Regions from separate parts of the Homo sapiens genome. Here region 2 is linked to region 1. Evidence: read pairs that join two places in POLR2A ChIA-PET (ENCODE). Cell type or tissue: HepG2. All regions are shown on one strand.

Evidence for each region. Peaks named below come from ENCODE experiments on the same cell type or tissue, not always from the same donor. Only the 100,000 strongest peaks of a DNase experiment are listed, where the experiment ranks them.
Region 2: POLR2A ChIA-PET joins it to region 1 with 5 read pairs; 2 of 35 experiments call an interaction of 5 or more read pairs at or near these places.

Annotation. Positions count from the first base shown.
Region 1 is chr12:122,395,463-122,397,962 of GRCh38, reverse strand. The region is part of intron 1 of CLIP1 (CAP-Gly domain containing linker protein 1); the gene reads left to right. CLIP1-AS1 (CLIP1 antisense RNA 1) reads right to left here and starts at 2,421. Exons shown (of 3, transcript NR_045382.1): 1 at 2,298-2,421; 2 at 1,258-1,380. In HepG2, no CTCF peak of the experiment used is centred here; no DNase peak of the experiment used is centred here.
Region 2 is chr12:122,627,516-122,630,015 of GRCh38, reverse strand. No RefSeq gene overlaps it. Among named protein-coding and RNA genes, the nearest start is that of MIR9902-1, 67 kb to the left of the region's middle. In HepG2, no CTCF peak of the experiment used is centred here; no DNase peak of the experiment used is centred here.

The DNA.
Region 1 (2,500 bases):
TTTTTTTTGAGACGGCGTCTCACTCTGTTGCCCAGGCTGGAGTGCAGTGGCACAATCTTGGCTCACTGCAACCTCTGCCTCCTGGCTTCAAGCGATTATCCTGCCTCAGCCTACTGAGTAGCTGGGATTACAGGCATGCGCCTCCACTCTCGACTAATTTTTATATTTTTTTTTTAGTAAAGATGGGGTTTCACCATGTTGGCCAGGCTGGTCTCGAACTCCTGACCTTGTGATCGGACTGCCTCCCAAAGTGCTGGGATTATAGGTGTGAGCCACCATGCGTGGCCGATAAGTTGATTTTCAGTTTTGGAAAAGTTTAGGATACATATTTACTGATGGGAAAATGGGGAGAGGTGATTCAGGTGTCTAGACTTCTTTCTTCCTTTTTTTTTTTTTTTTTTTTTTTTTTGGAGATGGAGTCTGGCTCTGTCGCCCAGACTGGAGGGCAGTGGTGTGATCTTGGCTCACTGCAACCTCTGAGATTACAGGCGTGCACCACTATGCCCGGCTAATTTTTGTATTTTTTTGTAGAGAGAGGTTTTTGCCATGTTGCCCAGGCTGGTCTCAAACTCCTGACCTCAGATGATCCACCCACTTTGGTCTCCCAAAGTGCTGGGATTACAGGCATGAGCCACACGCCTGAACTCTTCCATCTTTTGATTCTGTTGTCTTCAGTACATGCTTTCGAGGTTGCTGGGCTTGTCTCCATCAAGCCATCAGAAGGGCAAAGAGCATGGGGGATTGTACACAGTAGGTTCCTCTGGGCTAGGCCTAGAGTGGCACATGCCTCACACACTTATTCCACTGGCTAGAACTCAGTCACGTGATCATACTGAACTGTAGCGGGAGCTGGGAAATATGGTGTGAATCCAGGAAGAAAAAGAGGCCAGGCACGGTGGCTTACGCCTGTAATCCCAGCACTTTGGGAGGCCAAGGTTGGTGGATCGCTTGCACCCAGGAGTTCAAGACCAGCCTAGGCAACATGGTAAAACCCCATCTCTACAAAAAAAAAAAAAAAAAAAAAAAAAATTTGCCGGGTGTGGTGGTGTCTGCCTGTAGTCCCAGCTACTTGGGAGGCTGAGGTGGAAGGATGGCTGGAGTCTGGGAGGTCAAGGCTGCCATGAGCCATGAGTGCATCACTGCAGTTCAACCTGGGCAACAGGGCAAGACTCTGCCTCAAAAAAAAAAAAATAAACAACAACAAAAAAGTCTTGGTGAACAGCTAGCCACCCTCTCCCCCTCTCCATATGTATTCACTTCCATCCTGGCTTGGCTGTACTGCACTCTTGTTTCTGTGGAGAAAGCAGCTCAGTAGAGTCTGTTTCTTCACTCTTTCGGTTGAAGCCGTTTTACTGTGGCTCAAAAGAATTTTTTTTCTGCCTGTGAAATTAATTATACCTGTTCATTAAATAAAATTTCTATAGACCCAAGAAAACACAGATAAAAATTACCAGTGATTCCATTGAGATAATTGTTCTGAGTCCCTGTTACAGTTCCCTTCAATTTCAGAATTTTTAAGCACTTAGAAATAATAAAATGTCACTAATTCTTACTCTGTGCTGGCTTGCAAACTTCAAAACTCTTAAGAGGGAGGAAACAACAGCCTGGCCATTTTGCCTTTTCCTCACAAAGATACACAGGGCTATTCCGGAGCTGTCCCGAGGCTTTATTCTTCTGGCATTTTCAAAATGACTTAGACATCTTAATCTCCACTTCTCCTTAGTAAACAGGGTAAATATTGGGGCTGGTGAACTCAATAGTTTATTAGGATGGCAAGGGTAACATTTTAAGTTTATGATTTATTTTCTACTCAGTTATCAGGATTCTTTTTTCTTTCCTTTTTCTTTTTTTTTTTTTGAGATGGAGTCTTGCTCTATCGCCAGGCAGGAGTGCAGTGGCACGATCTCGGCTCACTGCAACCTCCACCTCCCAGGTTCAAGAGATTCTCCTGCCTCAGTCTCCCAAGTAGCTGGGACTACACGCACGCACCACCATGCCCAGCTAATTTTTGTATTAGTAGAGACGGGGTTTCACCATGTTGGCCAGGGTTGTCTCTATCTCTTGACCTCATGATCAGCCTGCCTTGGCCTCCCAAAGTACTGCGATTACAGGCGTGAGCCACCACGCCTGGCGGGGATGCTTAAATGTAGCCCAATCCTCCAGTAAAGAATACTAAGAAAAAGTGTTTGGAACCGAACCAAAATAAAAACTTGCGTACCAGAAGTTTGCAGGTAATACAGATATGCGTACATGACTGGTGTTCAGCTATTTAGGTGGACTTGCTTGTCTCTGCTTACCTGTGTTGCTGATGCTGGTCAGCAGTGGAGAAAACTGAGATTAGATGCTGCTAATCTCAGATGGGAGGATAATTTCTTAGGAGGAAGGACATTTCTTGAGTCATCAGCTCCAGATTCCTTTAAAGTGGTGAGGCTTCAGCCCAGAGGGCGACTAACATGAGAATTCCTGTTTGTGAGGTCATTGTCATGACCTCATAGCCAGG
Region 2 (2,500 bases), 230 kb before region 1:
AGGTGGGAGGACTGCTTGAGCTCAGGAGTTCAAGGCCAGCTTGGGCAACATAGTGAGACTCCGTCTACATTAAGTCAATCAATCAAGGCAGGTACTTCCATTATCTAAATTTTGTCTTCCAACACATTTTAGGGGGGCTAATAAAGGATGCCAGTCTGTCCAGAAACTTGTATAGAAGGACTGAGTACTTCCTCATTCTGTATATGGCCACATGCAGTTAGCCCATTCCCTTCTTTAAAAAAATTTTTTTCTTTGTAGAGATGAGGTCTTACTATGTTGTCCAGACTGGTTTCAAACTCCTGGCCTCAAGTGATCCTTCCACCTTGGCCTCCCAAAGTCCTATGGTAACAGGTGTGAGCCATCATGCCAGGCCTACATTCCCCTCCTGATGAGTACTTTGGTTGTTTCCAAACGTTTCCTCCGAGAATAATGGCATAGTGAGTAACTTACAAGTGTGTGTTCCTAGAAGTGGAATAGTTGGGTCAAAAGGTATGCATATTTGTAATTTTGAAGAGATTGTCAAATTGTCCTCCAAAGAACTTATACAAATTTAAATTTCCACCAAGATATGAGAATAAATTTTCTGATAATTTTGTCCAGTTATCAAACTTTAATTTTTGCCATTCTGGCAAGTAAAAAATGGAATCTAAGGTAGTTTTAATTTGCATTTTTATTAGCATTAGGGAGGTTTTCTTTTCACATGTTCCAAAGCCCTTTGGGCCATGCACAGTGGTTCACATCTCTAATCCCAGCAACTCAGGAAGATTGCCTGAGGCCAGGAGTTTGAGACCAGCCTGGGCAGCATACCAAGGTCCTAGCTCTACAAAAAAAAAAAAAAAAATTGGCTGAGTGTGGTGACATGCACCTGTATGGTCCCAGCTACTCAAGAGGCTGAGGCAACAGGATTGCTTGAGCTCAGGAGTTTGAGGCTGCAGTGAGCTATGATTGCTTCACTGCACTCCAGCCTGGGTGATAGAGCAAGACTCCATCTCTAGTGGGGAGGAAAAAAGCCCTTTGTATTTTTTTCTATGGTGTATTTATTTGTATTATTATTTTTATTTTGAGACAGGGGTTCACTGTCACCCAGGCTGGAGTGCAGTGGCACAATCTTGGCTCACTGCAATCTCTGCCTCCTGGCCTCAAGCCATCCTCCCACTTCAGCCTCCCAAGTAGCTGTGACTTCAGGCGCACACCACCATGCCAGGTCAATTTTTTTGTTGTTGTTTTTTAGTTTTTAGTAGAGACAAGGTTTCACTATGTTGCCCAGTCTGGTCTCGAACTCCTGGGCTTAAGCAATCCGCTAACTTAGTCCTCCCTAAGTGCTGGGATTACAGGTATGAGCCACCATGCCCAGCCCAGCTATTTTTTTTTTTTTTTTGAGATGGAGTCTCACTCTGTTGCCCAGGCTGGAGTATAGTGGCTTGATCTTGGCTCACTGAAGCATCCACCTCCTGGGTTCAAGCAATTCTCCTGCCTCAGCCTCCCAAGTAGCTGGGATTACAGGTGCCTGCCACCACACCTGGCTATTTTTTGTACTTTTAGTAGAGACGGGGTTTCACCATGTTGGCCAGGCTGGTCTCGAACTCCTGACCTCAGGTGATCCACCTGCCTCAGCCTCCCAAAGTGCTGGGATTACAGGAGTGAGCCACCATGCCCGGCCAGCCCAACTATTCTTATTTGTTATGATATGATCTTTAGAAGTCTGTCTAAGACCTATGTAAATAGTTATTGGACAATGTTTTAAATATAGGTCAAACGTCATTAAAATATCATTGCAAATTAAGTAACTTGCATTTTTAAACTAATTATTGTGGAGAAACAGTATAACACCTTCAAAGTGTAAAATAATTTTATTATTGAAACTGCAATTTAAAAACTTGCAATTAGCTAAATAGAAGCCTATATACTCGTAATAACTAGCATTTTTGGCACTCGGGTACTGTGCTAGACGCATTTTTTTTTTTTTTTTCTTTTTAGACAGAGTCTTGCCCTTGCCCTATCATCCAGGCTGGAGTGCAGTGGCATGATCTCTGCTCACTGCAACCTCTGCCTGCTGGGTTCAAGTGATTCTCCCACCTCAGCCCCCTGAGAAGCTGGGATTACAGGCATGCATCACCACGCCTGGCTAATTTTTTGTATTTTTAGGAGAGATGGGGTTTCACCATGTTAGCCAGGATGGTCTCGATCTCCAGACCTCATGATCTGCCCACCATGGTCTCCCAAAGTGCTGGGATTATAGGCGTGAGCCACCGTGCCTGGCCTAGATGCTTTATACGAACTGATTCAAACCTCCTGCCACTAGAAGGTAGATACTTTTACTGTCCTCAGTTTGAGGGAATTAAGATGGTGAGAAATTGGGCCAAGCAAGGTGGCTCATGCCTGTCATACCAGTACTTAGGGAGGCCAAGGTGGGAGGATTACTTGAGGCCTAGAGTTCAAGACCAGCCTGGGCAAGAAAGCAAGACCTTATCTCTACAAAAAAATTTAAAAATCAGGAAAG